Linked DNA regions of Homo sapiens: region 2 is linked to region 1. A link is a loop called in an ENCODE intact Hi-C map of the cell type or tissue named here. Cell type or tissue: PC-9. All regions are shown on one strand. Each heading gives the region's core, and the rest is flanking DNA. Links, peaks and the distances in the headings are about the cores only.

Region 1 (16,146 bases), core at 6,462-11,461:
TATTGGGTATATACCCAAATGAATATAAATTGTTCTACCATAAAGACACGTGCATGCATATGTTCATTGCAGCACTATTCATAATAGCAAAGATATGATGGAATCAACCTAAATGCCCATCAGTGGTAGACTGGATAAAGAAAATGTACATATACACCATGGAATACTATGTAACCATAAAATAAAATGAGATCATGTCCTTTGCAGGAACATGGATGGAGCTGGAGGCCATTATCTTTAGCAAACTAATGCAGGAACAGAAAACCAAATACTACATGTTCTGACTTATAAGTGGGAGCTAAAGGATGTGAACACATGAACACAAAGGGGGACAACAGACACTGGAGCCTGTTTGAGCCAGGAGAGTGAGAGGAGGGAAAAAAAATCAGAAGGAATAAACATAAGGTACTAGGCTTAGTACTGGGGTGACAAAATAATCTGTACATAAACCCCTGTGACACGAGTATACCTATATAACAAACCTGCATATGTACCCCTGAACCTAAAAGTCTTTTAAAATTATCTTAAAAGAAAAAAAGTTACAATATAATTTCAGTTTCAAGGATAAGTTCTAATAATACAAAAATTACCATTTCTACCCTGAAATAATACAATAAAATTTAAATATTTATTTTAGGTACATAAGTTGTATGCTTTTTACATTAGTTAAGTGTAATTATGTACCTCCAACCAAAAATATTTCAATGATTTTTATCAAAAATGCATTTGAAATAAATAGACTATGAGTTTTCCTAATAAAGCCAATCTCCTGATGAGTAGATTGATTTTAGAAAATTTTGTTTAGATGAAATTACATTGGGTGGGATGCATTTAAGGACATTATGAAAAGCACCTCAAGACTTTTGCCATCAGTTTTCTTCTCTTTTTCCCCTTTGGATGAGACTTAGAACATAGGCAAAACTCTCTCTCTCTTTTTTTTTTTTTTTTAAGCGATGGAGTCTCCCTCTGTCACCCAGGCTGGAGTGCAGTAGCATGATCTTGGCTCACTGCAAGCTCCGCCTCCCGGGTTCATGCCATTCTTCTGCCTCAGCCTCCCGAGTAGCTGAGACTACAGGCATCCGCTACCACGCCAAGCTAATTTTTGTATTCTTAGTAGAGACGGGGTTTCACCGTGTTGGCCAGGATGGTCTCAGTCTCCTGACCTCATGATCCGCCAGCCTTGGCCTCTAAAAGTGCTGGGATTACAGGCATGAGCCACCGCGCCCGGCCAGGCAAAACTCTTTATTTAACTCCATTGGGTCAGAAATGTACAGATCCTGAGTGTGTATAATACCAGATTTAATTTTCCCAGTGAATTGTCACTGTTAGACCATTTAACTGCTCTAATTTATTTATTAATTTTGAACCCAAAGCAAAGTCTACCTCTTAAGGAAAATAAAAGAGCAAAGAGTAAATTCTGTATAAATCACATGTATTAAATAGTCTAGTGATAACTTTTTCAAGAAAATAAAAATTGCAATAATTTTATCTACCCTGATTTAAGGAGACCCAAGAAGTGATTTTAAAAAATATCTGGCAGCATAAAATGCCTCTAACTAACCCCAGCATCTAGACACTCACTAATATTTGATTTCTAATTACTTGTGTAGTTTGTCAGTCTTTAGCACAACGAAATCCAATTGACCAGAACATTTTGGTTAGATTGCACTTAGCTATGACTAAATTTTTACTGTTATTATTCTAGTTTCTTTGTGAATGTCTCAACTTTACTGCATCATTAAACTTTAAATTCGATTTTGATAATAAGAATATTTTATAAAATTTTTCAAACAACTGCAATATTCACACAGGAACTATGGTACTCTTAAAACCACTGTCATTTTTTTTTCTAATTTTAATTCATACCCAGTTCTTTCAGGATTGCTAAAGACAATGGCACTTTGATTTTAATTAAGTACTTCATTTGAAAGCCATGACTAATAAATGTCAAATGCTAAAGGTTAACATATGTTAAGTGGATATCAGAAGATCTTTTGTAACACGAAAAGAATTCAGGTCTGAGGGCTCTTAGTTTCAGAATCACTGATAAATAGTGCAGACAAGATAGGTGAAAAATAACTACCTTAATTTAGATGCTTCTATTTATTTATTTATTTGAGACGGAGTCTCACTCTGTGGCCCAGGCTGGAGTGCGATCTCGGCTCACTGCAAGCTCCGCCTCCCGGGTTCACACCATTCTCCTGCCTCAGCCTCCCGAGTAGCTGGGACTACAGGCACCCGCCACCACGCCCGGCTAATTTTTTTGTATTTTTAGTAAAAACAGGTTTTTACCATGTTAGGCAGGATGGTCTCGATCTCCTGACCTCGTGATCCACCCGCCTCAGCCTCCCAAAGTGCTGGGATTACAGGCATGAGCCATAGCGCCTGGCCGATGCTTCTATTACTTTATTTTTATCTTGGGAATCAATGAGCTCAACAATGGATTAGACATTCCTGTCACTAAGTCTCTACGCTTCAGAAGATAATACGTAAATAATTAGATTTGTTGTTTACTGTCTACATTGTCCATATCTATTATGTGTTACCAAAATATTGAAAATAAATACATGAATTTATTCCTGAAAGAAAATCAAGAAAATACTTAAATCACACACACAAAAATAAGTTCCTCAGTATGGTTTTCTTTGTGTTTTTTCTTCTTATTTCAGGTTCATTGAGCTTCTTGGGTTTAAAATTTCCATTGTTTGGAAACATTTTTTTCATTAATATTTTCATAATTTTTTCTGTACTCCCCTCTCTTCTTCTGGGATTCCAATAACACATAATGTCAGACTGTTTGCTATTGTTCCACAGCTCACTGCGGCACTGTTTGTTTTGTTTTGTTTTTCTGTGCTTTATATTGGGTAGATTCTATTGCTACAGCTTCAACTTCAGTTGTCTTCTATAGTATATAATTTGCATTTAATTTCACTTAAATGTATTTTTCATTTCAGATATTATATGTTTTATCTCTATAAATTCTATGAGCATCCTTTTACATCTTTAACCTCTTTCTTCATCAGCTTCATGTTTTTCTTTATATCCTTGGACATATTTGTAAGACTTAATAGCAGCTTTTTAATGGTCCTTGTCTACAAATTCAACCTTCTTATAATTTCTTGATCTGATTCTGTTGATTCATTTTTCTCCTGGTTATGGGTTATATTTTTCTGCTTTCTTACATACCTGGTAATTTTTTACTGGATGCTGGGTATTGTGATTTTTATGTTCTTAGGTGGTGGATTTTGTTGTGTGTATTTCAAGAATACTAGATTTTGTTCTGATGAGCAGTTAAGTAATTGCATCAGTGGGAGGGCAGTTTCTGTAACAGCTAATTATTCATGGATGGAATCACAAGTCCTCATTGAAGCTTTTTAAGCAAGAGTGTGACTCAATCAACTGTGTGTGTTTCTTTAAAAATCAGTCTTATTATTACTCTGCAGAGAACAGATTAGAAACAACAGTGGATTCTAGAAGGCTAATTCTGAGTCTGTTGAGAAAAGTGATCATGTTGACTTGCTTTCAGGGAAGCAGCAGTTAAGATGGGGCATATTTAAAATATGTTTAGAATTTATAGGACTTAGGGATTGATTGAATGAATATGAGGAGTTAACGAGGGAGAAGTAGTTATCGAGGATGATTCCCATTTCTGGAATGAGCAACTGAGTAAATGATGGTGTCACTTATTCTAACAGAACAGTGGAAATTTGGGGTGAAAAACCATGAGATCTGTTTTGAAGATGCGTTACCTATGAGACATCCAAGTGGTTGATGTTAGGCAGGCTGCTGGTCTGAAGTTCAATACAGAAATCTGGGCTGAGGCTGCTTCCTATTACATGGTGTTTAAAGCTATTTTTCATTTACAGCCTAGAAGCACTGGCCATATGAGTGCTTGTCTAATCCCCTAGAATTGTGAGGTCTTAGAGGGCTGGCTTGATGTGTTTTCCTCTTGTGTTGGCTGATGCATTGGTTGGCACGTGACCGGTGCTTAGTGAGTGTTTATGAAAGGGACAATAGCTGTTGGGGACTCCTTTTTTCATGTTTCTGAGTTTCCCCTTGCCTCCTGGTTGTCTAAAATGTTGCCTTAAATTTCATTGTTCTTGTTTGTTTTTCTAGTCCAGGCAGACTTTTCAAATTAGCATGTTAGTCATTTGTGGAGGGTCATGACCCTCCCTTGTTTACAATAGGGCCGTATTATGTCAGCTCAGAGATCCTATCCTGGAGCTGGAGTTGGGACCAGATAATGCAGGAGCCACATCCCTTCCAGGGAGGCTGCTGTCCAAGGCTTGGGCTACTTGGGCAAAATCTCTCAGATTCCCAAGGGATACTTTAAGCCTGTGGAATTTCACAGACTTCACATGAGCTTAAGACTCTTATAGTCTCCATAGTCAATCCCTGAGTTAACCTGAAAGTTGCCCAAAGGAGGGAGGAGTCAAGCCTATTTTAAAAAGAGGAAGCATCTGAAAGCCTTGGAATTCAGAGACCGTATACAAAATTTCAGGCAGAAATTTTCGATTGTTGGAACAAGCTTTGTTCTAGGAGCAGAGAACCTGAGTTCCGGGCCTGAGATTCATTGTATAATATTGAGAGAACAACTTCCCTTCTCTGGTCCCATTATCCCCCATCTAAAACTAAGAAGATTGGATTCGATGACCTCAAAGTGCTCTTCTATTTATTACATTCAGAGGAATTCTATGTCCTGGGCGGTATGAGTCATAGACCTTGCCTCAAGGTGCTTAAAATTCTAGAACTGAGATGAGAGGTAGACTCTGATATTCCCATTAAGACAGACACCCTGTTTCCTACAAATGCACTTGTATACAAATCTCTCTAGAGGAGAGGCCCTGTAGATGAAAAACAGAATCTTACTTTGGACTTCACAAGTAAAACAGCTTTTAGAATTTTACAGCTTTATCCAGAAATGAATCTTGTATCTTTTTTGTCTATCCTCATCTTTTGAAGGTAAACAAATTGGGCCCCGAGAGCAATGTGACTTGGTCAAGGTCACACAGTGAGTCCATGGTAGAGCCTAACTCAGCACCTACCCCCATCCCTGCACACACACCACCCTAAATCTCATCAAAACTGTTTCTCCACCACTCTCTCCCTTTTGGCACCACCTCCTGTCTCTGCAAGCTCTGCTGTCTCTGCAGTGGAACATTCCTGCACAGAGGGGATTAAAAGAGCAGGGGTGGAATGCTAAGCCTCCCTGCCCATTGGCAAGAGCATTTCTCCTGAACTGAGCCCAGCAGGGTTCAGGGGAGCCCAACGGCCCATGTGGAGGTCTGGGTTGTCAGAACCAACTTCAGCCTACATGCCAGGGGCTGTCCACACCCTGCCCTCCATCACGTAAAGCCCCCCAAAACAAGTACTCCATGGTGGGGGCACTGTGGAGTTTGGGTGTTGTCCTGGAGTCTTTCTGGGCCAACTCTGTCAATGTGCTCCGCCAAGCTCAATGGAGCCACTGGAGACCCTGGGCCAAGCTCTGTGGGAAGCCCGGCCAAGTTTCAGAGCGTCTAGCGCCAAGGCTGAATGTCTGGTTCAGTGGAGAGTAAGTCCAGATGTTTGTCTCCGGTCAATCTCTTATTGGCTTTCTAACTTTGGACACGGATGACCTACTGGGGCCTCACAACCTTGGGTAGATAAAATGAAGATGATGTGTCACCCCCCCATCCTGGAACACATTATCTACCCTCCTCCATCTCATGCCACTGAGTACTTGCAGAAATTAATGTCCCATATCTTCTTCAAGTACAGAGAAGATAAATAGTATTTACTTCCTACAGTTAGCTCTCAGTTAATCACCAAAGAGTGATATTAAGGGTATATAGATGCTCTAAAATTCTTTCAATAACAATGTGTATTTCCAATTGCATTTACTAACTACCTAAAATGATTCTGGAGCTTTGCTAGGTACTAAGGATAACAGAACTAATAATCCACCATCATTGCCCTTTACAGACTTTCTAATGATGAAGAAAAACAAACAAGAGTTATTATTTATAAAACACTAGCTTTTAAGGAGGTAGGTCCTTCAAACAACAACAACAGCAAAAAAAACACTTTGCCACATTTTTGGGTTTGGAATGTGGGGCTTCCACATCTGGGGCAAGGATGAATTGTTCTGTGAAAGAAACGGTAAGAGATTTTATGGGAGATGAACAGGTAGAGAATAGAGTGGATATAAGTTGGCAGAACTTTGTACACAATTCTGATAAGGTAAGAGTGATAGAGAAGCTCTGGTTAGCATCTCAGCCAAAGAAACGGGGGAGAAAAACCATGATCAATAGAGATTCATGCAGATATGTGATGTCAAACCCCTTCAGACCCCACCTTGAAGTTGTCAGTAGAATCTACTGTGTGAATTTTTTCTGAGGAATGTGAAGAGGTGCAGAGTTCTATATACTTCAGAACTTGAAGCCAAGGCAGGGTGTATCAGTTATCTATTGCCACAATAATAGTGTTTAACCAACAACCCCCAAACCTCTACATACAACAAACAATAAGTGTTTATTGCTCATGAATCTGGGGTCAGCTAGGGTTGACTCTTCTGATCTTGCCTGGTCTTGTTCACGTAGCTGGGGGCCACCTAGATGTCAACTAACTTAGAATGGCCCGGGGGACTGGGCATCTCAGCTCTGCTCCGTGCATCTCTCTTGCTCCAGCAGGCTAGCTCAGGCATGCTCTCATGCTGATGGCAGAGTATCAAAGTTCAAGCAGAAATGTGTGAGTGCTTGTTCAAGTCTGTATTTGCTTCAAATCCCACTGGCCAGAGTCAGTCAAGTGACCAGACTCGGAATCAAGAACTAGAAAAATATACGTTGCCTGTGAATGTGAATGCACAGTGACTGATAGCATTCCAGGTGGTGGCTGTTCTATCAGCCTCAGGATGACTTGAAGCAGAGTCCCCAGCTGACCCTCAGTGAACATATTGCATCATCAAGAATAGACTTTCTTTGTTTTAAGACATGGGATTTGGGGAATTTGGTACTTTTGTAAACCTAGCCAACCTAGCCTATCATTACTGATACAACCATCTTATATGGATTGCTTATCAACGTGCCAGGCATTACATTATGTACATTTGGCATTTATTCATTCAAAAAATATGGAATGCCTCTTACATGCCTAGAATTGAACTCAGTTCATCCTCATAACAACCCAACAGGATAGATATAATTATCTCAGTGTTATGAATGAAGAAACTGAAGCTCAAATTGCTTACATAATGTGTCCAAAGTCATACAGCCAGTAAATGGCAGAGCAGGATTTAAACACAAGTCTGTTGGATTCCAGTGATCATGCTCTGAGCTCCTTCATTCTACTCCATTTCTGTTGATGTTTCCTCCTGAGGACTCTCTATTTTAGAAAAGTAACTTGCCACTGTAGGTGGATTTTAATAGAGTGGCCCACTTAGATCAGGGCATTTAAAGCAGGAGAGGGTCTCCTCTTGGGCAGGCTCCTTCATACATGTTCGATCCACATCCTAGTCCCACTTAATGTCCATGACTTTTAACACCAGCTGGAGTGATAGGGCAGCTGGCTACCTTACCAGTGAGTTATGGTTCTGTGGACAGAGAGAGATTTTTCTTTCCCCAGTGTCTTTCCCCAAGCTGCAAGGAGGACATTGTTAAACGGTTGGGCAGCAGGAAGCAGGCTGCACCACAGGCAAAGCTAGAATGAAATTTCATTCTGGGGAGAGGTAAATCAATGCTGGAGACAGGAGACACAAGCCTTGAGCCAAACCATGATAAGAAGGGGAAACAGAGAAAAAAGAATGGAGCCATCCTGACAATTCCTCCTTTCTCCTACAGAGAGGAGAGAGAGGGGATAGGAAGAGTAAGTTGAGAATAAGGAAGGTGGGAAGAGCCGTTTTCACCCACTCAGGACAGGAATGCATTCATTTTTTCATCCAAGAAACATTTATTAAGCATCTGCTCTGTGTCAGCCATCATGCTGGGTGCTGGAAAATAGAAAACAAGTTAAGTCATGGTCCCCATTTAGAGGAGATCACAGATGGGTGGAAAAGACATACTTGTAAACAAGTTAAAAGATGTTTACTGTACTCCCTTCTCTGAAACCCACTGAAAGCAACAAAAAGAATGAAAATATAACAGAAAATTCCATCTTCAATACAACTAGAAAATGGCTATGGGCTAAGATGATTAACTGCTCACCACAGTTCATTCCTGTCTTTCCATAATAGAGAGGAGTGGGTAAGGAACAATTGCCCAGGCAGGGACCACATTTCTCAGCCACTCCTTTGCATTTAGTTGAGCCATGTGATGAGTTCTCAAAGCTGGAATGTGAACAGATGTGATCTATGTCACTTCTGGGCCAGCATGGTCAAGAGATGGGAACACCTTCTCTACTCTCTCTCTTTGCCCTTCCCCTAGTAGAATTCAGGGTACTCCAAGACCCCTCAAAAGAGAAGGAGCCCAGTCCTCTGACTCACCATATGGCATCTACCTGCTGACCAGGAACATCAGCACTGGACCCTTACACTAGTGAGAAATGAATATATAACATGTTAAACCATTGCAATTTGGAGGTGTGTTCAGTTGTTACAGAAGCTAATATTACTCTAAAGAAAACAGGCTAAAACCCATATCTGCCACATTCAGTGAAGTTTGGGTTTCATCAGAGGAAGACAAAAAGAGGAGTCCTATATGTTACCAGATTTTCTTGAAAGTAAGATAAAAGATCCCTAAAGGCTGAATAAATAATCATTTATTGGAGAAAAAAAAAGGAAAAGAGAGGTAGGTGAGTCATAGAAGAGTAAAGTTCCCTGTAGTGACTCATTTCTATAAGGCAAAGGGCAAGGGAGACAGGGCTGTGGATAGGAAGGCACTATGTGGATAGCCAGTAGTACAAACCCTGACCTCCATTGCTTAAATGTCTTAGAGGTGAGGTGGAAGAGAAAGGGAGCAGCAGTCAGCCTTGCAGCTTGTCAGCAGAAGAGATGCATAAACATTAAATGGCCAGTCAGAGGACCCATGAATCTGTGGGGCTTTCTGGTGACCCACACTGACCTCATACTCATGGGAATGCTTCAAAACCTGGGGGAAATGTGTCCCCAGGGAAGAGCATATCTGATAAATTCTGAGACACCAAACTCAAATGGAATCTGCTGGTAGCCCCAGCTTGACTCCATCCCTGAGAAAATAACAGAACACAACAAGACGTTTCCAAAGTAAAACTACAAACAAGCAGACAAGATCTAACATGGGATGAAAAAATGAAAATGATAATGAAAGCCATTACAGAGGAGAAAATTAGCATCAGCAGAATGTGGGATTTATTCAGTTGATAATAGAGTCAGTAACATAGTAAGAGTTTTTTAATGAAAGAAAAGGAGAAATAATAAAAACAATGAAATAAAATAATGAAAAATACTTAGGAAATATGAATATGCATGCTGGACATTCCTAAAGAAAGGAACAGAGCAATAAGACAGAAACATATTCAAAGATATTATAAAAGAAAACTTTTCTGAACTAAAGAAATGCCTCTACAGAATTAAAAGTGGTCTTAATATACCATAGAACTTTGACGGAGAATGTTCAGTCAAAATTCTGAAGGAAAAATAAAGCTGGCCTCCAACTTCTCTTTATCCTTTAGTGCCAAAAGGAACAGGTACAAAATTCTGAAGCTATTGTAACAAACACATTTCAAATTTAAAAGCCAGTCTGGTTGACTTTCATGTATAAAGTAGCTGAAAGACATTCACCAGCACAGACTCAGAGAAAATAGCGCATGGAACTCATAAGTTCAATAGAGGAGGTGGACAACTTGATAATGAAATCTAGTCCCCCCAAAAATATATAGTCATTTCTCAGTATCCATAGAGGATTGGTTCTAGGATCCCCACACATACCAAAATCCATGCATACTTTAGCACCTACAGTTGGCCCCTTGAAACCCGTGGATACAAAAAGTTGGTCCTGCCTGTACACGATTTCATATCCTGAGAATACCATATTTTTCAACTGCCTTCAGCTGTGGAGGCAGAACTAAGGGACATGGAGGGCCAACTATCTTTATTGGAAAAAATCCACATATGAGTGGACGAACACAGTTCAACCCTGTGTTGTTCCAGGATCAACTGTATCAATATTATCAATTTAGGAATAGAAAAGCTGTAGAAAGTAAGCATTCATTGATGGTAAACATTGTATCCATTTAAATACCAAACTAAGGCTAAACAGCTGAGGGGCTCCTGGTTAGAGAACAGAAGGTAAATATCCTAAACCACTAGAGAATAAAAAGAAATGGCTTATATGTGGCAGGGGAAGGGATATGGGGAAAGGTATGCTTGCCCGAGTTTCTACATCTTTCATAGTCGAGAGTCTGTGGATGTAGAATAAAATTGGTAAATCAAGAAATAGGTGTTTCAGTATGCTATTTAAAGCATAATGGTAACCAGTTCAAGAATGAAAACCAGACTATAAACCTTCCAAATCATTAGAAAGAGAGAAAACATTAAAAATAAATAAATAAATAAATAAATAGCTCACAAACAAAACAAAGGAAAAAACAGAAACTTCAAAAATATAACAAAAAGTAGAAAACAAACATTTCATTTTAAAAAAGAGAATAAAATAAGATGACAGATTTCAACCAAATATATCCAACAGAACATTAATGGAAACAGAATGTACATTTCTACAAAAATAAAGATGTTCAATAAAAGTATAAGTTACAGGCCGGGCACAGTGGCTCATGCCTGTAATCCCAGCACTTTGGGAGGCTGGATTACTTGAGGTCAGGAGTTCGAGACCAGCCTGGCCATCACGGTGAGATGCCGTCTCTACTAAAAATACAAAAATTAGCTGGGCATGGTGGCTCACACCTGTAATTCCAGCTACTCAGGTGGCTGAGGCAGGAGAATCATTTGAACCCGGGAGGCTGGAATTGCAGTGAGCCAAGATTGCGCCACTGCACTCCTGCCTGGGTGACAGAGCAAGTCTCAAAAAAAAAAAAAAAAAAAAAAACAAGCTACAGAAAAATAATATTATATTACCCGATTTAGGCCAAACAACTACCTATACAGGGTAATTCCCCTTATCTACGGTTTTACTTTTCCCAGTTTTTAGTTACCAGAGCTCAATCTCAGTTCAAAAACATTAAATGAAAAATTCTAGAAATAAACAATTCATAAATTTTCAGTTGCACATTGTTCTGAGTAGCACGACGAAATCTCGTCCTGTCCAGCTCTGTTCTCCCAAAAACATGCATCATGCTTTGTCCACTGTACCCACGCTCTCTACACTACCTGCCTGTGAGTCACTTAGCAGCCATCTGTTATCAGATCGACAGTGGTGGTGTCACGGGGCTTGATTTTACTTCATCATGGCCGCACAGCACAAGGGTAGTGATACTGACATATTATTATAATCGTTCTATTTTATTATTAGTTCTTGCTGTTAATCTCTTACTGTGCCTAATTTATAAATTAAACTTCATCATATGTATGTATGTAATTGGAAAAACATAGTATATATATATATAGGGTTCAGTACTATCTGAGGTTTCAGGAGTCCACTGGTGGTCTTGAAATGTATCCCCCTCAGATAAGGGGGCTACTGCACATCCAGCCGTCCTTATGTATGCTTATTTATACATAGAAATTTCTGGGAGCCCTCCAAATATATTGCTAATTGTGATTAGCTTTGGGAAATGGTGCTGGAAAGATTTGAGGAGGAGAGGGATTCTGTTCTTCACTTTATGCCGAAAACATGTAGTACACCTGTATTTTGAAATGTAATTTAAATATCAAGTGTGTATAATATAATATGAAAAATGCCATAATGGAGACTCTACAAAGACAGGGCTTTGGGAAGTGATGGGAGAGAGGAACTAATTATGACTAATTATGCCTGAGGAAGCTAGAAAAGGCTTCAGAAGAGCGAGTGACACATGAGCTGAACTTTAAAGAATGGCTGTCATTTTTTGAGGTTCAGATCAAGCAGACAAAGCAGAAGCAGCGGAGACAGAAAAGCACATGGGTCTTTCACAAATGACAAGGCCTCCAGGGTGGTTGGAGCCCACAGTGAGCGTGTTGGTGGCCTGCGTCGGAGGCTTAGTCTGCTCGTCCCAGGGCCTGAATGCATGCTAATAAACACGCTGTGCTGGAGTCAGAAATGATGCAGAATAAAGCAAAGGTCATTTCTGGGTAGAGGACCAAAGGCTGGCCATCCTCTGAGCTCCAGCAGGCTGATGGGGATGCAGAGGTGGCTTCCCAGGGCTTCCCCACCTCCCAGGCTGCTCTGAGTCTCAGATCCTCAGGACCAGGCAGTGGTTGTTTGCAGCAGTTTCTAAACTGAAGGACCTACTAGCTCATGTGTTGCATTAAGATTCTTTGAGCTGTGTGTCTGCTGCACTCTCTTCTCTCTTTGCAGACCGTCCTGTTTTTTTTTTTTTTTTTTTTTGTCTTTTTGTCTTTTCTTTTTTGTATCAATGACAAACAAAAGCAAACAAAAAAAAAACAATGACCACAGCAGCTCTAGAGTAACATCACTTTTTCCTGCAAGGCTACCAATTACCCCAGTTGTTTTCTTGTTTTTGTTGCAAATCTTCAAGAGAGGTGATCTGATTGGCCTGCATGACTCCAGGGTCCAACCCTGGTCCCACCTGCTACCAGTGTATTTCCTACCAGGGAAAATAAACTTTCACCCCAGGAGCTCATTCCATGGATGGAGGTGACAGACAGTTTTCAGAGAATGTGGTGAGGGCCTACAGGTGTCTTCTAGACTCTGCCCTTATTGGTGGGTATCTTAGCAGGTGGCTGCATTTCTTCCTGTTTGCCCCTCTCTCTCTGCCCCATGCCTCACTTATACTTGGCTTTTTCTCTCCCCGCCACCACCCCCAGAACTAAGCCGGCTCACAAGATTCTGAAGGCAGCTTAGCCAAGCGTTTCTCCCCCATAACTACTTTGCTCTCATTCTCCTCTGATCTGGAGTACCCCCTGCAAAGTCTCCCAATCCCAGTCTTCACCCTCATCTGATTCACTGAAATGCCCTGAGATTATGGGCGGGTGGATGTAGAAGTAACCATACTTTCCGGGAAGGCAAACATCTATTTCTCTTCTGTTAGGCAAGACCTTACCTAAATCCTGCCAGACACACAAATATATGGCTTGTTTTTAAAAGTTCCCCAGAAAAGTAAAGGCAGCCCATGTCCCTGGCTACTCCTTCCCAGATCCACCTGCTAAGGGAAGTTCTCTCTTACAACTAACCAGGAGCTCAAGAGGGTGACCAGCTGCCTCTTGCTCAGTCTTCATGGGTGGCATCCTGTTGGCCAATATGACAAGCACAGCGCTGTCCTGGCAGTAGTCTTCTTCCTGATTTTGAATCAAGCTGTGTTGATGTTCCACAGAGCCCAGGGTATGGGTGAAGGAACCGGGGCGCCCAGCAAGGCCACTGGTCAGTTTCTGTGAGACTGCAGGAGTGGGAGGGGAATGAAGAGGAGTGACGTTCTGTAGGAGAGAAAAAAGGGAGGCAAGCATGGACTGAGAAACCAAGCTTTAAAGGAGGGGCTTATTCCACAAATGTGTCACCCCAAGCTCTCTCTTCATCACATTTTGGCTTTCCCAGCAGCCTGAGCCCACAGCCTCCCCATCCTGTGGGGCTCAAATTCACTGCCACCTCCTCTTTCCTACCAGTCCAGCCTCTGCCTCTGGAGTGTGATGCTTATGGACCTCTCTCTCCCATTTGCAGGGGGCAGGCTCATGAGCCCTCGCTTCCCATGTGGGCAGAAGAAATGAAGGTAAATTTGTCTCTGCCCTAGAATCAGAACTGTCCCCTGGTATCCTTCCTTGATCATCTTTAGCTTCTTCCTCCCTGTCTTCCTGGGAGCACCTGATCAGCCTTTCTTCCTGCCACAGCTCCCACCTGGTGGAGGGATGCAGGGAAGGTGGAGAATTCCCACCACTACCACCTCCTGATATCGCCTGCCTGACATGCTGGGGACAGTGCAGTTAGTAAACTGGGGGCATTGAGATGTGGAAGGAGCTCCTGAGCACAGGGAAAGGGGATGAAACTGCTGCTCCCATGAGAGTGACCCCATCCAAATAAGGCCATAACAGCTGGCTCAGGTCCATCCGAGCCTCAGGAATCCAGGCTCACAGTGGTGAGAAGAGAGTCAGAGAGGAGGTTGGTGTGGAGAAAGAGTATGTGCTTTGTGAGTGTCTTAATCCATTTCTGCTGCTATCACAAAAATACCATAGACTGGGAGGCTGAAACAACAAATGTATTTCTCATCATTCTGGAGGCTGGGAAGTCCAAGGTCAAGGCACTAGCAGATCCAGTGTCTTGTGAGGGTTTGTTTATTGGTTCATAGATGGCACCTTCTAGCTGTATCTCCACAGGGTAGAAGGGGAGATGGATCTCTCTTGGGCCTTTTTCCTTTTTTTGAGACAGTCTCGCTCTGTTGGCCAGACTGGAGTGCAGTGGCACGATCTCAGCTAACTGCAACCTCCACCTCCCAGGTTTAAGTGATTCTTCTGCCTCAGCCTCCCAAGTAGCTGGGATTACAGGCACCCACCACCATGCCCGGCTAATTTTTGTATTTTTAGTAGAGACGGGGTTTGACCATGTTGGCCAGGCTGGTCTCAAACTCCTGACCTCAGGTAATCCTCCTGCCTCGGCTTCCCAAAATGCTGGGATTACAGGCTGAGCCACCACACCTGGCCTCTTGGGCCTCTTTTATAAGGGCACTGAGAACCCATTCATGAAAAACTCTGCCCTGATGACGAATCACTTCCCAAAGGCCCCATCTCCTAACACCATCACATTAGGATCTGGGACTTAAATGCATGACTATTGAGAGGGCATAAACATTCAGTCCATAATGAGGACCAGACAATCCAGCTCTCTCCTCGACCCTCTTGGTGACCTTGGACAAGCCACGGTCTCTGGGCTCTAGTCTCCTCACTATTAAAAAACACTAAGAACACTCGGTGCCCAATAAAGAGAAGCTGCTGTAACTTTTGTCATTTAGGAAACAAAGAAAGCAGGTAAGAATTCCAGTTCCTATTTGTGCCTCCCCAGGAGACGCCCTGGAGCAAACTCAGGGCCAGAGTATCCCCATTCCTTTAGAGCAGGAGAAGATCACAGAGTAAAGGTCACTGGGCAGAATAAATGGCTTCCTGTATCTTACTCCAATTCTCATGGTACCCCGTGACACGGGAGTCCCTGTTTTACAGATGCAGCAACGAAGGCTCAGAGCAGTTGAATCCTCCACAGTCACCCGGCCATTAGGTGGCAAAACTGGGATTCAAACCAGGTCTGTCTGGCTCCAATGTCCAGAAGTCATTCATTTTCCACTCCTCACTTTCCACTCATTCTGACATGCAGCGAGGGCATAGACTGCTGTAGTCTCTGCCCTAGACTAGACTTTTCAGCTGCCCAATCTCCGCAGAGATGCTCCCTTCCCTAAGCCATCACTGTAGTCTTCAATGTACCTGCTACCCCCACTACCCCTAGTTGTACCAAAAGTTAGATGAGAAAAGAAATGATTTTTTAGATTGCCTATTATGTGCTGTGTGTTTCCACCACAAATCCCAAAGATACATATGATTATTCCCATTTTGCAATTAAAGAAATTGAGGCTTGGGGTCTTAGGTCGGTTGCCCAAGGCCCCAGTGCTAACACAAGGAAGAGCAAGCATTCAAACCTGGCTTTGCTCACCCCCAGGCCCCTGCCTACGGCTGCCTCTCCCTAGACACCAGCCCAAGTATTTTACCCGCTGAGGACTGCTTCAGGACAACCACCAGCACCGAAAAACACAGCCCAGCATGGGAGGCAAAAGGAGGCTTCCATCCAGCGAGAAAATCAAGAAGCGTGGCTGGACAGCCCCAGGCAGGGAATTTGGGAGGAATGGGAGTGGTGGAGGACAAGGCTCTGCCTGAGGAGCAGGTGAAAAAAAAAAATCTCTTTGAAAAACTGGGTACAGAGACGTGGAATGAAGCATGGGCTACCATCCAAGCTTTGGGATTTAGGTTGTTTTCCAAATTCCTATCAGAAATCCTGTAATTGAAAGGGATTGAAAGCAGGTCATTATGTCCCAAGCAGCAGACAGAGAGGATCAAGAGTTTTCAGGCTGCCCAGAGCCAGCTAACAAAGGGAAAAATATTTCTCTTTCCCC
Region 2 (16,146 bases), core at 5,311-10,310, 85 kb before region 1:
GTCCCGAGTTGTTCCCACTCCTCTCCCCTTTCCCCAGGCAGGTGGGTGCACCAAGATGCATGCCTCTAGAATGAAGGTAGGCACAGGCCGCCCACCTTCTAGAAGTCCGTAATGACTAGTGGCAATGCCAAGTCATGATAAACAATAATAAAGCTGTTCTTTATTAAATATCTATCATGTTTCAGGTCCTGTATTAATAACATTGATTCCAGGACTTTCACAGGTGCTCAAATCCTTGATATAAAATGGTATAGTATTTGCACATAATCTAAACATATCCTCCCACATACTTTAAATCATCTCTAGATTACTTATAATATCTAATACAATGTAAATACTAAGTAGTTGTTATACTGTATTTTTAAATCCATATTATTATTATTTTTTTTTTTGAGATGGAGTCTTGCGCTGTTACCTGGGCTGGAGTGCAGTGGCACGATCTCTGCTCACTGCAACCTCCGCCTTCTGAGTTCAAGCGATTCTCCTGCCTCAGCCTCCTGAGTAGCTAGGATTACAGGGGTACACCACCATGCCCAGCTAATTTTTTGTATTTTTAGTAGAGATGGGGTTTCATCATGTTGGCCAGTCTGGTCTCGAACTCCTGACCTCGTGATTCGTCCATCTTGGCCTCTAAAAGTGCTGGGATTATAGGCGTGAACCACCACGCCCAGCCAAATTCATGTTTTTTTTAATATAGTCGTATTGTTATTTTTTATTGTTTGTTTTTTCCAAATGTTTTCCATCCACGGTTGGTTGAATCCCGATGTGGAATCCACAGATACAGAGGGCTGACTGGATTATCCGATTTCAAGAGAAAAAAAACGAGATCATATTACTCTTCTGCTCAAAACTCTATGGTGGATCCCTAATGCACTTGAAGTCTAAATGCCTTGGCCTTCTAGACCCAGCGTGGCATTGCCCCTGCTGTGGCTGTCCATGTCTCTCCCACTCTCACTTGTGTTTACACTACACTGACCTCCTTTTCCTCCTTTAACCAAGCCAAACTCAGTCCCAGCTCCAGGACTGCCCTGACCCTCCCTCTGCCTCTCCCAGGTCTTGCCATGGCCAGTCAGATCCTTCTAATTCTGCAGCTTCCAGCTCAGATATTACCTTCTCGGGGAGGTGTGCCGCAGCGGAGGAGCACAGCCATCCCCAGTCACTGGAGCCTCCCAGGGTCTCATTTTTCACATGGATTTTTCTTTTCTGGGCTTATCAGTATCTGAAAAAAACTTATTAAAATGTTTATTAATTGTCCTTTAATTCTAAACAATTAGTGTTTCTAGCTGCACAAAGAAAACAGTGCAAGATGCCTGTCTTATTCACTGCTCTGTCCCCGGTATCCCAGATCAAGGCTCAGTAAATATTTTTTTGAAATAGTGAATCTTCACAACAACCCAGTGAGGTAGACATCATCATCCTCATTTTCCAGATGAGAAGACTTAAGCTCAGGGAGGTTAAATCACTTGCTCAAGGGCACCAATAGGAAGCGATGTCACTGAGGTCTGTCTGATCTGAAAGCATATATTTTAGGATGGATATATATAACCTTCCCCCACAGACAGCTACTCTAGAAAACAGTAGAAAGGGTTGGGTGCGGTGGCTCACGCCTGTAATCCCAGCACTTTGGGAGGTTGAAGCAAGAGGATCACTTGAGGTCAGGAATTTGAGACCAGCCTGGCCAACATGGTGAAATCCTATCTCTACTAAAAATACAAAAATTAGCCGGGTGTGGTGGCACGCACCTGTAATCTCAGCTACTTGGGAGGCTGATACAGGACAATCACTTGAGCCCAGGAGATGGAGGCTGCAGTGAGCCGAGATTGCATCACTGCACTCTAGCCTGGGTAACAGAGTGAGGAAAAAAAAAAAAAAAAGAAAAGAAAAGAAAGGAAAAAAAAGAAGTTGGCACATTCGGGATGCTGAAGTATGGGTAGACTTGGTTAAAGACAGAGTATCATCACTGGTCCTATCCGTGTTGAACACTGCCTCCCTGATGAAACCTGGTCCTTCCAGCCCCCAGAGTCTGCCCCAGCCTCCCATTCCCCCTCTTTATTGTAGCCAAGCAGGACCTGTGCCCTTCATCCCATGACATGAGTCTCATCTTCTTCCCACCATGAGCTTTTGAAAATGTTTTATTTTGACATAATTCACTTAACAGAAAAGCTGCAGGAATAGTTCAGAGAATTACCAGATACCTTTTACCCAGATTCCCCAAATGTTAACATATTATTAAATCCCCCCTCCTTTAGGTTGTTTAAGAATAAGTTGCAGGGCCGGGCGTGGTGGCTCACGCCTGTAATCCCAGCACTTTGGGAGGCTGAGGTGGGTGGATCACAAGGTCAGGAGATCGAGACCATCCTGGCTAACATGGTGAAACCCCATCTCTATGAAAAATACAAAAAATTTGCCGGGCGTGGTGGCGGGCACCTGTAGTCCCAGCTACTTGGGAGGCTGGGGCAGGAGAATGGTGTGAACCCGGGAGGTGGAGCTTGCAGTGAGCACTCCAGCCTGGGTGACAGAGTGAGACTCTGTCTCAAAAAAAAAAAAAGAATAAGTTGCAGACATGATGCTCCTGGTCCCCTGAATATTTCAATATGTACTTCCTAGAAATAAAGACACCATCAACTTTTGTAGTGTGGAGCAGTTCAGCCCTGGAGGCACACAGGCCTGCATTCCAAACCCTAACTGTACCTCACTGTGTGCTCTTATGCAAAAGATTTTGCTTCTCTGGAACTCAGCTTCCTCGGCTACAAACAAGGGCACTAACAGCACCCACCTCATACGGCAAATATGAAAATTAAATGAGATATCCCAATTAAATGGGAGCCCTAAGGGCCAAGCACTGCTTGGGATGTGGAAAGTGTGCAGTAAGTAAATGGGATTGTATCTTGCTAGAATGCTGTATTTTTTTTTTCTTCTTCTTCTTCTTCTTCTTCTTTGAAGTGGTTTGAATTCCTTGGATTTCTCCTTCTTCTCAGGCCAAGTCTCATAGGCAAAAGCAAGACAGGTTCTGTCATTCATTCAGGCTTTATTTACTGAGCCCCTACACCAGGCCTGACCCTGTTCTGGGTACAGAGACAGAGCAGGAAGCAAGACAGACACAGTCCTGTTCTGAGAGCTGAGAGAGCTTGCGTTGGCCTGGTGGACACAGAAACAGATGGATAAACCATCTCAGCGGGCCATGAGTGCAATGAAGATGATAAGACAGAGTAACTTGTGGGATGTGGAGCATATAGGGTCTCCTTCAGTTAAGGTAATCAGAGAAGGGGAAAGTTTGACTACTTTCTTTTAATCTGAGAAAACACTCTCTGGGAAAATGTCAGGCACAATAAATGTTTTCCCAACACTTGAATGCACAGTGGGATGCACGAGCATTTGAAATCCTTGCAGAAGAACACACTAATGGGAGCAAGCCAAGTGCTTCTCTCCCACTTGCTGGGAGCCAGCATGTGTTATTCCATCAGCCCCCCAGGACTCCATCTTACAGAGAAGGAGACTGAGGTTCAGAGAAGGGGATCCCTTTGGCCAAGAACAAAAAGAAAGTACGAGGGACCCTCTGACAACATGTAACACCCAAGACTCTACCCGGAAGCATGGTGTCAACTTCCTAGTACTCACAAGGAAAAAAATGGCAAGTTGTAATTGAAGGAAAGAGCCCTGGGCCAAGTGTCAAAGACGTTCTAACTCTGGCTCTATCACTTAGGAGCCATGGAGTCTCTGTATAACCCTCCACAACAAGAGCTGCACCGACTGACCCCAGAGCTGCACCGACTGACCCCTCTCATCCCCTCCAGCTGTAACAGACTATATGCATTCACCTGGTTTTTTTTTGTCCTTTTTTTTTTTCTTCCTCTGCCTCCTCTTCAATAAAGAAAAGTAACAAAAGAGGGAAGAGAATTAGGAAGGAAAACAGATCAGCTGCCACCATCACTTGTACCAAGTGATCATACCTGGAGGCAGGAAGGGGAGAGAAGGCTCCTCTGTCTCAGAAGATCCAGCCCAGTGCTTTGTGCACAGTTGGGGCTCAAGCCCTGCCCTGGTATAAACAGGAGCATTTGCATGCATTTGTTCTCTCGTGCCCATTAGAAAATCAGCAACATTATTTTATGGCCACAGCTCATGCAGTGTGCAAATAATGCCTGCTGCGATATGCTGTTCTCTTCCAGAACTTCTGTTTTAAATAGGACACTGACATAAGTAGAGAACTTCCAAAGTAAGGTAGGTGAGGGAGAGTTACCATTGTTGTTAGTTACCTATGTATTGCTGCATGACAATGTTGCCATACACTCTGCAGCTTACCATAACACATATTTATTATCTCATGATTTCTGTGAGACAAGAGTCTGGACATGGCTTAGCTGGCTCCTCTGCAAGGCTGAAACTAAGATGTCAGCCAGGGCTGCAGTTTCATCTGGAACTTGACTGAGGAAGCACCTACTTCCTCACTCACTTGATTGATGGCAACATTTGGTTCCTCAGTTTCTACCTGGCTGTGAGCTGGAATTCACCCTCATTTTCTTGCCATGTGATTATCTCCACAGGCAGCTCACCATGCGGCAACCTGCTTCTTCAAAGCCAGCAGGAAAAAGTGCCTCCTCCCAAGATGGGCATTCCAGCCTCATGTAACATGATTGTTCATATTCATATAATCGCATATGCCCTGTCACCTGCGCCATGTTCTATTGGTTAAAGGCATATCACAAGCCCCACCATCACTCAAGGTGGAGGAATTAGGCAAGGCTGTGAATACCAAGAGTCAGGGATCAAGGGAGCCACGTTGGCTCACCCTCCAAACAGAGTAGAGAGAATGACAAAAGCCCCAGAAAACACAGGGTCTGGAGATAGTTGGAAGCACTTGCAAAGTTTAACCTGAGAAAGAGGAAAAAATAACAAACACTTATATTGCCTTTCCAAGGACTTTTGAATATATTAGCTCACTTAAACCTCATCCAACTTTGTAAGGTAAATACCATTATCATCCCCTTTTTACAGGTAAGGAAACTGAGGCACAGATAGTTCAAGTCACATGCCTACCACGACACAGTTATAGTATTGCTGGGAGTCGAATCCAGGCAGTTTGGCTGCAGAATTCATGCCAAAGATGAGATTGGTTTGTGCCAAAGATGAGATTGGTTTGTTTAGTTTCCCCCAAAAGACACTAGGACCAAAGGGTAAAAGCTGCCAGGTGGTAGATTAGGGGTTTATAATGATAAAGAGCAAGTAAAACTGTGAGTTCTGGTGAATTTCAAACTCCTAGCAGGAGAGAGCAGGGGTATTTCAGTTGGAGGCTGAACAACTGTATTTCAGAGACGGCGCACAGGGGATTCCAGCATGGTAAAGAACAGTGGACAAGACATCCTCTAAGCCCCCTTAAATCCGAAGATTAAAAACCATGTAAAAACTAGCAATCTCAAGGCTGGATTTGGCCCACAGATGCCTTGTGTTTGGTTCATGCCGCATTTTAAAATGTAATTCACAAACTTTCAGAAAAATTCAGATTTTCAGTAATTCCAGTTTCCAGCTTCTCCTGAAAAACCAGAAGCTCCGGGCCCACATTGCAAGGAATTACTTAGCAGGGGCTTAGAAGATGCTGTCCAGGTTAGATGAAGCAAGTGTACTCCAACCCGTCCCAGTGGACAGCCTTCTGTATTGTCTCTCCAACTGAGGCCACAGGTCTGTTATTTGTCATACTCACCTGTTTCAAGGCCCTGAACTGTACCATGAACTTCCAAGTCAGGCATCCAGGCAATATAAACCTGCATCAAGAGAGGAAGCACAGGAGAAACCCGGTCTTAGTGACTGTCCGAGAAGCTAAGTAAAGATAAGAAGGGGGTCATTGAGCTTAGTTCTCTGCTGTGGACTAAGATTAAGTACCTGGCTTCCCCAGATCTTCAATTCCCATACCGTTTAATGGGAATAACAGGTTCTGGTCTCACTACTCTCTGGGAAGCTTCAATGAGAAGTGCTTAACTAACTCCTCTCAATAGAGAGTTGCTTCTCAATAGAGAATTGCTCCTTCTCAATAGAGAATTGCTTCACTAATTCCTGTTCATCCTTCAGGGCGCAGATCCATAGGCTGAGGGAAGCCAAATCCTCTGCTACAATTACAAGGCCTGGGCTGGGCACGGTGGCTCACGCCTGTAATCCCAGCACTTTAGGAGGCTGACGCGGGCGGATCATGAGGTCAGGAGATGGAGGCCATCCTGGCTAACATGGTGCAACCCCATCTCTACTAAAAATACAAAAAATTAGCCGGCTGTGGTGGTGTGCGCCTGTGGTCCCAGCTACTCGGGAAACTGAGGTGGAAGAATCACTTGAACCTAGGAGGTGGAGGTTGCAGTGAGCTGAGATCATGCCATTGCACTCCAGCCCAGGAGACAGTACGAGACTCTGTCTCAAAAAAAAAAAAAAAAAAAAGAATTACAAGGCCTGGCCAGGCGTGGTAGATCTTACCTGTAATCCCAACACCTTGGGAGGCCAAGGTGGGTGGATTACCTGAGATCAGGAGTTTGAGACCAGCCTGGTCATCATGGTGAAGCCCCATGTCTACTAAAAATACAAAATTAGCTGGGCGTGGTGGCACACGCCTGTAATCCCAGGACTTTGGGAGGCCAAGGTGGGTGGATCACCTGAGGTCATGAGTTTGAGACCAGCCTGACCAACATGGTAAAACCCCGTCTCTATTAAAAATACAAAATTAGCCGAGCGTGGTGGCACCCGCCTGTAATCCCAGCTACTTGGGAGGCTGAGGCAAGAGAATCGCTTGAAACCAGGAGGCAGAGTTTGCAGTGAGCCGAGATCATGCCATTGCACTCCAGCCTGGGCGACAAGGTGAAACTTTGTCAAAAAAAAAAAAAAATTACAGAGCCTGAAACTTATTTTGTTTCCTTCTTACTATGGAATTTTCCTTCAGAAAAAAAGTTCTGAAGGGGAAAAAACAACCTTCTGAGAAGATAGAAAGAGGAGAACACATGGAAGGAAAACTTCATTGCGAAATAAGAAATCTTTGACATTGCTTGTCTGTTCTGTTTAAAAAAGAAAACTGTTTTGTAAGAGAATGAAAAAGGAGGAGGAGAAGCATAGTCTGCTGTAAATCTACTCAGTAATCCAATTCTCTGTGCCCAAGAATCCTAAGGCAGTCCTGGAGGAGAAAAGTATCAGAAAATGAACTGGGAGACTCTCAAATAGCAATTGTGTCTCAGCCCTAGCTCAGCCAATCAACAACAACAACAATAATAATAATAATATTAATAATAATAATAATATTAGCAAACACCTAAGTAACACCTCCTTAGGTGTTTGCTAATATAATAATAATAGCAAACACCTAAGTAACACCTACTATGTGCCAAGCACTGATATAAACATTTTATTATTAATTCCTTTAAGCCTGAGCCCAGCCCTGTGGGGTAAGTGCATTATCGTAATGCCAATTTATAGGTGGGGAAAACTGAAACCCAGAGAGGTTAGGTAACTCGTCCAAGGCCATGTAGCCTATTGGTGATAGAGTCAGGATTTAAACCCACATAGCCTTGCTCCCTAAGCTTTGTGTCCTTAACCACCATCATCTATTCAGGCTCTCAGGGATTTATTGAGGATGTACTTGTTCTATAAGGTACTATGCTAGGCACCATGAGGGTGAGAGGGAGGATGATGGAGGAGTCAGATAAGAGTGAATTCCTAAAAGATGGCACTTCCCAGTGAGTCCATTTTCTGTCTGTGGAACCTTGGACAAGACTACGAGCTATTGAGCCTTGCAGGTCTTGGTAGTTCCAGGGCTTTATACAATTTAAAAGGATTTGTTTATTGAAAGGAGGGATGCAGAGAAGGAAGAAGGGAGGAAGGGAGGATGGAAGGGAGGGAGGGAGGAAGGGAGGGAGGGAGGGAGGGGAAAGAAAGAAAAAAGAGAGAGAGAAAGAAAGAAAGAAGGGGGTGAGAGAGAGGAAGGAAGGAGGGAAGGAAGGAAGGAAGGAAGGAAGGAAGGAAGGAAGGAAGGAAAGGAAGGAAGGAAGGAAGGAAGCAAGGAAGGCAGGCAGGCAGGCAGGCAATAATACCAAGTTGCTCTCATTAAGTGCTTATTACGCTGGGTACTGCTAAGTGCCTTACCTACATGAAATCATTTAATCCTTATAATAACAAGCCTACATTGTGGTTAATATTATTATTACCTCCATTTTAAGGATAAAGAAACTAAGGCACAGGAAGTTCAGTAGATTGTCCAAGGTCATGCAGCTGGTAAGTCAGGGAGCCAGGATTCCAACCATGCAGTGTTATTTCAGTGCCCAGGCTCTGAGCCAGTGACGAAAACAGCAAATATTTGAGGTCAAGGTGTAATCCCTCCCATATGCAAGGCACCTGGTGAATTACAAAGCTCTTTGTGGAAAGGCTTCCAAGGGTGGAGATGGGGGCAGAAATTTCCAGGGTCCTCAGCCAGAGATTCTCTGATAACACAGGTAGAAAATACCAAGGGCTGCAGAGATGCGAAAAGGAAACCAGAGCGGCCAACAGCGCACTGCACAGAGGCCCTCTGGTTTTAGAGTCAACTCAGGTGCTGCTCTGTCTCCATCTCCTACAGCAGTTGTCCGATCACCTGTAATTTTAGCCCCCAGAACAACACTCCTGAGACACTTCTCTCATTCACCTCCCGGCACCCCCCAGGGCCAGCTTCAGCCCGTGAAATTCCAGCACAGTTCAGCAAAGCACAGACCAGACATGGCGTCCCACACCAGTGAGCTGGCAGCTGCTTCCTTTGTAACCAGACAGGTACACAAAGAAAAGCAGAGATCAGGGCAGAAGGCTTCGGGCTCAGTCAGGGCAGGCCATTTCTGTTTTTTTTCTCTTTTTTTCTCTCTCTTTTTTTTTTTGAGACAGAATCTCACTCTGTCACCCAGGCTGGAGTGCAGTGGCGCAATCTCAGCTCACTGCAATCTTTAGGGCAGGCCATTTCTCTGTGGGCCTTGGCAAGGCCTGGAGGCAGATGCAGAGGTTTGCACCGCCTCACCATAAAAGGGAGCGCTTTGTTCCTGCTCCCCTGCTGTGTTTGGCTTTTCTGCCCAGGTTATCCCAGGGCAGAATGGAGGTTCGAGTACTTGCCCAACCTGGACCCTTGATGGTACTAAAGCGTGGAGGAGTCGCTAGCAAGGACATCACGGTAGTAACCTGCAAAGTACGTAAGGTCCTGTTTTTCCTATTCATGCATCCCCTGGGGAGACTGGGCATTTGGGAGAAAAGCACAGCTTGGGTTTGATTCCCAGCTCTGCAACTAGCCAGCTGAGTGCCCCTGGGTAAGTCATTACACTGCTCAGAGCCAAGGTTTCCTCTCTTGTAAAGTGGGAATAATAATGCCCGCTTCGGAGAGTTGCAGCGAAGATTAAATGAGACAATCTGGTTTGTGGAAGAAACTTAATGAGGGGTGACTAGTGATGTCTCTTGTATGGTTGCTTCATAGATTTGTTTGTTTGTTTTTGTTTTTCGAGACAGAATCTCACGCTGTTGCCCAGGCTGGAGTGCAGTGGCGCCATCTCGGCTCACTGCAACCTCCGCCTCCCAGGTTCAAGTGATTGTCCTGCCTCAGCCTCCTGAGTAGCTGGGACTGCAGGCGTGTACCATCATGCCCGGCTAATTTGTGTATTTTTAGTAGAGATGGGTTTTTGCCATGTTGTCCAGGCTGGTCTCAAACTCCTGACCTCAAGTGATCCACCCACCTCGGCCTCCCAAAGTGCTGAGATTACAGGCGTGAGCCACCATGCCCGGCTGGTTGCTTCATATTTTAAATCCATCATTCACCATTCCTATCAATCCTCTGTGGCCACACATCACATTTTACATTCATTTGGATTTACATTACATTTTACATTCATTTGGATGATTATTTGATTAATGTCAGCCTTCCTCACTAGTAGTATGAAGGTAGGGACTATGTCTGTCTTGAGCCATCGTTCTAACCCCAGTGCCTAAGGCAAGCTGGGCACGTAAGAGGTGCTCAATAAATATTTATGGAATAAATTAATAAAGGAAATGAGAAGTACCCAATACAATGGTATATTCATTTATTTGGAGCAAAGTGTTACAAATCAGTTTTTATTATTGATAGTAAAAGTCCTGGAGTTTGTGTGTTGCTTTCTTATTAAGAAACAAATTAAGGTATGTTGAAGGTTGTCTTCAAAATAATGTCATCCTCTTTTGCTTGCATTTTGACGCACTTTCTTCGGTGACGCTGCAGTTAAATGCAAGTCCTAGGGATTCCGCTTCACTCAGCGTAAACCCTGATACTGGCTCCCATGGGAATATCATCCGTCATTGTGTTGTGATGGAAACAGGAGATTAAAAAAATGCAGTCTTGGCCGGGTGCGGTGGCTCACATCTGTAATCCCAGCACTTTGGGAGGCCAAGGTGTGTGGATCACAAGGTCAGGAGTTCGAGACCAGCCTGGCTAACATGGTGAAACTCCATCTCTACTAAAAAAAAAATACAAAAATTAGCTGGACATGGTGGCGTGTGCCTGTGATCCCAGCTACTTGGGAGGCTTAGGCAGGAGAATTGCTTGAACTCGGAAGTCGGAGGTTGTGGTGAGCCAAGATCGTGCCTCTGCACTCCAGCCTGGTGACAGGGTGAGATTCTGTCTCAAAAAAAAAAATGCAGTCTTACATCACAGAACACCTTTTCCTGTAGCTAGGAAATGAGGCATGAGAATAGCCTTGTCTCCCACTTAGAGGGCATGAAAACTGAGAAGTTAATGTTTCTGAGATCCTTGAGTGAAAGGCACAGACTTATCTGCTTCCTGCCATAGAATGTCCTGCCTTGAGATGTTGTTTATCAAACCATTAATCCTAATGTGTCTTCACCAGCCAGCACTTGATAGGATAAAAGCATTGTCCTCTTGGAGTGGCAGCTGGCAGACTCTATTCTAACACGTAGGGGCCTCCTTAGCAATAATGTAGTGTTTCTCACTGGAAGCCTCACATACCTCTGAGACGCAGGATGGTTTTAGGTGGCATCCCAGGAATTCTTTCTTTAATAGTTAAACTTTTTAGTACAACATGTAGTCAGAAAAAACTAGCCAATTAAATCCATGAATTCATGGATATTATTGCTTAGGGTGAACCCAAAGCTAGCATTTAAGTAAGACAAAAAAAAGAGTTAATTCAAAGAAAATACTAAGTAAATATGAAGAGTAAACTATAACAAGAAAATGACAAAAATCATAAGCAAGAAAAGCTAATATGTGAGTTTCAGAAATGCTGCTATTATTTATTTTCTTGCCTCTCTCCCTGTAAATCTGAGGGTTCTTTGGGGATATTCTTTATATCCCAGTGTCTAGCACGGTACCCGACACACAGGAGCTCAGGAAGCTCAGTGAATGAGGGATGGATGGATGCAAAAATGATGAACTGATGATAGAATGTTTAGATAGACTTGGCATCTGGGGCTCTGACAGATCCACTGAAGTAAAGTCCCTACCAACATACTGGGGACAATATTGCACCGAGTCAGGACTTTTCTTCCTAAACAGGTTTCTGTGTGATAATAATTGGATTAAAAAAAAAGAAGGAGCAGGCTGGCTCCAGGCCATGAAATGAAATCTAATGTGCCCATATGCCAGTTTCCCCTTTTTAGGATTCTCCCAACCAGAAAGAATTTCTAGCTGCCTGAGATGAATGGGGAGCTGGGAATACCGAGACCCACAGCTGGGACACGAAGGATGCTTTCGATAGAATATACTAGCTGTGTGGTCTTCGATGGGTCACTAAATGTTCCTGCCTGTCTCCTTCTCTGTGGAATGAAGGAGTCATTACAGCTAAAGAAATTATGTGATTCTGGGAGGAACTGGTTCTGAATTTGAAAGCCACGGAGAAGGGCAGGTCGGGAGGAGGTGCTGATGAGCTGGTACAAGGCTGGATTCAGGCTTGAAGAACTCACGTGACATCTAGTGATCATGCTGTGAGGTCAGCATTGTGGTTCTGGGTGGTAACATCTGTGAGTTCACCCACGGGCACTTCGAGGCTTAGAAACTTTCCTGTGTGTGCTCAAGGGATAGGGGGCGGCTCCTGCTGCTGGTGTCCCCACCTATCTCAGTGATGACCAGGGTAGCCTTGCCATGGCCAGCTAGGTAAGCAGGTTTGCTTCCACTTTGAATTCTTATGCCTTCTCCGTGCACTGCACTTTACAGTTTACAAAATGCTTTTCATGCCCTCTGTCCCATCTGATCCTCATAGGATCCCAGAATAAGCCACTTAGGGTAGTGCAGAGGGAGCATGGTAAGCCATTGCTCAAGGCTGCGTGACTGGCTCAGGAAACAGAGCATCCATTCTGGTGCAAAGAGCTCGCCTCAAGGTGGCCTAAGGCAGCAACTTGGAGCCAGACCCTTCATTCAAAGCCTGGCACAGGTGCCCGCTGTGTGACCTTAGGCAAGCTACATCACTTCTCTGGGTGGCAATTCTTAATCTGTAAAATGGGATGTTGACAGTATCTGCCTCCTAGTGCTGTTGTGAATATTGAATGAACACTACCTGGCACCTGGTAAGGCATGACTATCTTATTGCCTCATGGGTGACTCTGAGGATTTATCGAGATAATGGGTGTGTGTTTCTTTCCTTGGGCTGCCATAACAAAGTACCATTCACCAAGTGACTTAAAATGACAGAAATTTATTCCCTCACATTTCTGGAGGCCAGAAGTCCCAAACTGGTCTCAATGGGCTGAAAAAAAAAGGGTGTCGCCAGGGTTGTGCTCCCTCTAGAGGCTCTAGGGGAGATCCTTTCCTGTTTCTGATGACTGTCCAAGTTCCTTGGCTTGTGGACACAAAGCTCTGACCTCTGCTGCCATCTGCCTGGCCTCGTCCTCTGTGAGGGCACCAGATCTCTCTCTCTGCGGGCACCAGATCTCTCTCTGCCTGCCTCGTATAAGGATACACGTGATCGTATTTAGGGCCCACCTGGGTGATCTAGGATAATCTCCTGATCTCTAGGTCCTTCATTTAATCACATAAGCAAACCTCTACCCCCTACAGCCCCCTGCCACTTCCTTTTTCTTGGCCACAGGAGGTAACATTCACAGGTTTCAGGAATTAGGCATGAATATCTTTTGGAAGGCCATTTTTCAGCTGACAACAGATACTAAGCCCTTAGTAGGTACTTAGAAACAGTAGCTATGATTGTTAATCATCCTGTTTTACATAAAGGGAAACTGAGGCTCTGAGAGGTGGAGAGGGATTATCTCAAAGGGCCAGGAAGTGGCAGAATGTAGCCTTGGCAGCAGAACTCCTGATCTCAAGGACTTATGGCTATACTACCATGATACCTTGAGGTTGGTGGGTTGTTTGAGTGTTGCCAAGTTTGTATGACTGGGGCCACCCTTCTGGGTTGTGCAGACTGGAGGATGCATTAGGCTAAGGATACATGTGTCCTCTACTGCAATGCAAAGGAGAAGGGGTACTTTTGCCTCAGTCACCCTCCTCGTCGACAGTTATCTGCTATGGGAAGTGGGAACAGGGAGGACCAGGTCACCACTCTCTTGGCATTCCACAGGTGTTTGTGGCTCAGATGCTGCTAAGGACTGAATTATGTCCCCCCAAAATTCATGTTGAAGCCTCAACCTCCAGTGCAGCTGTATTTAGTGATAGGGCCTGTAAGGAGGTAGTTAGATTAGACAAGGTCAGAAGGGTGGGACCCTGATCTCATAGGATTAGTGTCCTTATAAGAAGAAACTCTAGAGAACTTGCTCCCTAGTCCACCTCTCCACACTCCTGCATGCACACCAAGGAAAGGCTACATGAGGACACAGTGAGAAGGTGGCTGTCTACAAGCCAGCAAGAGAGCCCTCACCAGCCAGAGCCTTGATCTTGGACATCCAGCCTCCAGAACTATGAGAAAATAAAATCTGCTGCTAAGTTTATGGCTGTCCAAGCAGGCTGAGACAGATAGGTCAGAGGAGGAAGCTGGGGGCCTTCTTCAGGATTGGCATTTGTCTTATCTGCCTCAGCTCCACGGAGGCCCTCAGCATTTGTTGAATGAGTGGAATGGGTAACCAGACAAGACCCCTGTTCAGTTTCTAAACACTCTGCTCATTTAAAAGTGCAAAGCTGGGAGGCCGAGGCGGGTGGATCACCTGAGGTCAGGAGAAGACCAGCCTGACCAACATGGAGAAACCCCATCTCTACTAAAAGTACAAAATTAGCCAGGTGTGGTGGCACATGCCTGTAATCCCAGCTACTCGGGAGGCTGAGGCGGGAGAATCACTTGAACCCCGGAGGCGGAGCTTGCGGTGAGCTGAGATCGTGCGCCATTGCACTCCAGCCTGGGCAAGAAAACTCCATATCGGGAAAAGAAAAAAAAAAAGTGCAATGCTTAAAACAGAGGAGAGGGTGAGCCTTATTTGAGGCTCCTGAAAACTCTTGCCTGTGGTGTTCCAACAGCACCCTACCCAGTCTTCTTGCCTCCAGAGTGTGGACAGGGCTTCATCTCTGTGAAGACTCGAGGGGAGGAGGGTCCTTCCTTATCTCTTCCAGTTTCTGGTGGTTGCTAGCAATCCTGGGCATTCCCAGTTTTAACCTCTACCTCCATCATCACACGGCATTCTCTGTGTGTCTGTGTCCAAATTTCCTCTTCTTATGAGGACACCAGTCATTGGATTAAAGCCCGCCCTAATCCACTGACTTCATTCTAACTTGATTACATTTGCAAAGACCCTATTTCCAAATAAGGTCACATTTACAGGGACCAAGGGTGAGGGATTGAGCATATCTTTTTGGAGGTTACATTTTTCAATTCATAACAAACCCTCATGGTTTTTCTTGTCCCCAGGATCAATCCAAGATCCGTTCATGGCTATCCCATCAAGACCCTCCCTTCCTCTCCCTCCAAGCCCATCTCACTCTTTTCTTTCCTGTCCTTGGGACCAGCACACACTGGAACTTCTTGCTCCTCAGACACATTCTGCTTCCCCGGATCTCCCTTCCTTTGCTTCTACCAGCCCTCCTACTGGCAGTTCCGTTCCAAACCTTGTCCACTTCTGACTCCAGCTCATCTTGCAAGACTCACTTTGGATATCAGTTCTCCCTGCAGCCCTTCCTCACTCTCCCTCCTTCCTCTTCAGATAGAAGCAACCTTTCCTCCCCCATAGTACCCTCTACCTAATTCAGTTGCAGGCCCTGTAATACTTCACTGCATCAGTGTGTCTGTCTCCCTCACTTGACCATGATCCTCTTATGAACAGACACTGTCCTCAAGGCCCAGCCCAGAGCCCAGCATACAATAGACCAGTGGGTGCAAATTGGAGGCTCAAGGGCTAGATATGGCTGAACAGATGTGTTTTTCTTCAGTCTGCATGACATCAACCAGAATTGAAGATAGCTACCAACAATTACATCCAGAAAATTTCTCATAAAAATCTGTAATTCCCACCTCTTTTGAGAAAGAGGAGGATCTGGCCGTCTCAGATCTTTGTCCCCAGCCAGCAAGAACCTACTGAAGCTGAATCACTACTGTCACTGTTGCGTTCTTTTTTTTTTTTTTTTTTTTTTTTTTTTGAGACAGAGTCTGGCTCCGTTGCCCAGACTGGAGTGCAGTGGCACAATCTCGGCTCACTGCAACCTCCGCCTCCAGGGTTCAAGCAATTCTCCTGCCTCAGCCTCCCAAGTAGTTGGGACTACAGGCTCATGCCACCATGGCCGGCTAATTGTTGTATTTTAGTAGAGACAGGGTTTTCACTGTGTTGCCCAGGCTGGTCTTGAACTCCTAAGCTCAGGCAATCTGCCCACCTCAGCCTCCCAAAGTGCTAGGATTACCCATGAGCCACCACGCCCGACACTGTTCCATTCTTTGGACAGGGCCTTTGCTCCCCAGTTGTATTGGGACACAACCATGCCTATTCATTTGTTCCTTGTCTATGGCTGCTTCTACATGGCAACATCAGAGTTGAGTAGTTGCGAGGGAGATCATACAGCCCCAGATATTTACTATCTAGCTTGCACTAGTTTCTTGTGGCTGCTGTAACAAACTACTACAGAATTGGAAACCCCAAACCAGCTAGATTTTTTGTCTCGCAGTTATGGAGGCCAGATGTCCGAAGTCAGTTCTACTGGGCTGACATCAAGATGTTGGCAGGGCATCCTCCCTTCAGTGGCCTGAGGAGAGAGTCCCTCTCTTG

What was found. Peaks named below come from ENCODE experiments on the same cell type or tissue, not always from the same donor. Only the 100,000 strongest peaks of a DNase experiment are listed, where the experiment ranks them.
Region 2: a loop joins it to region 1, with 2.5 times the contacts of the local background. A loop is called at or near these places in 5 of 110 quality-filtered maps.

The regions. Positions count from the first base shown.
Region 1 is chr22:32,688,441-32,704,586 of GRCh38, reverse strand. The region is part of intron 6 of SYN3 (synapsin III); the gene reads left to right. Among named protein-coding and RNA genes, the nearest start is that of TIMP3, 110 kb to the left of the region's middle. In PC-9, for the core only: no CTCF peak of the experiment used is centred there; DNase peaks (open chromatin) are centred at 8,926 and 11,276; H3K4me3 peaks cover 391 bases; H3K27ac peaks cover 4,705 bases.
Region 2 is chr22:32,772,787-32,788,932 of GRCh38, reverse strand. The region is part of intron 6 of SYN3 (synapsin III); the gene reads left to right. Among named protein-coding and RNA genes, the nearest start is that of TIMP3, 21 kb to the left of the region's middle. In PC-9, for the core only: no CTCF peak of the experiment used is centred there; DNase peaks (open chromatin) are centred at 8,342 and 8,862; H3K4me3 peaks cover 2,152 bases; H3K27ac peaks cover 2,922 bases.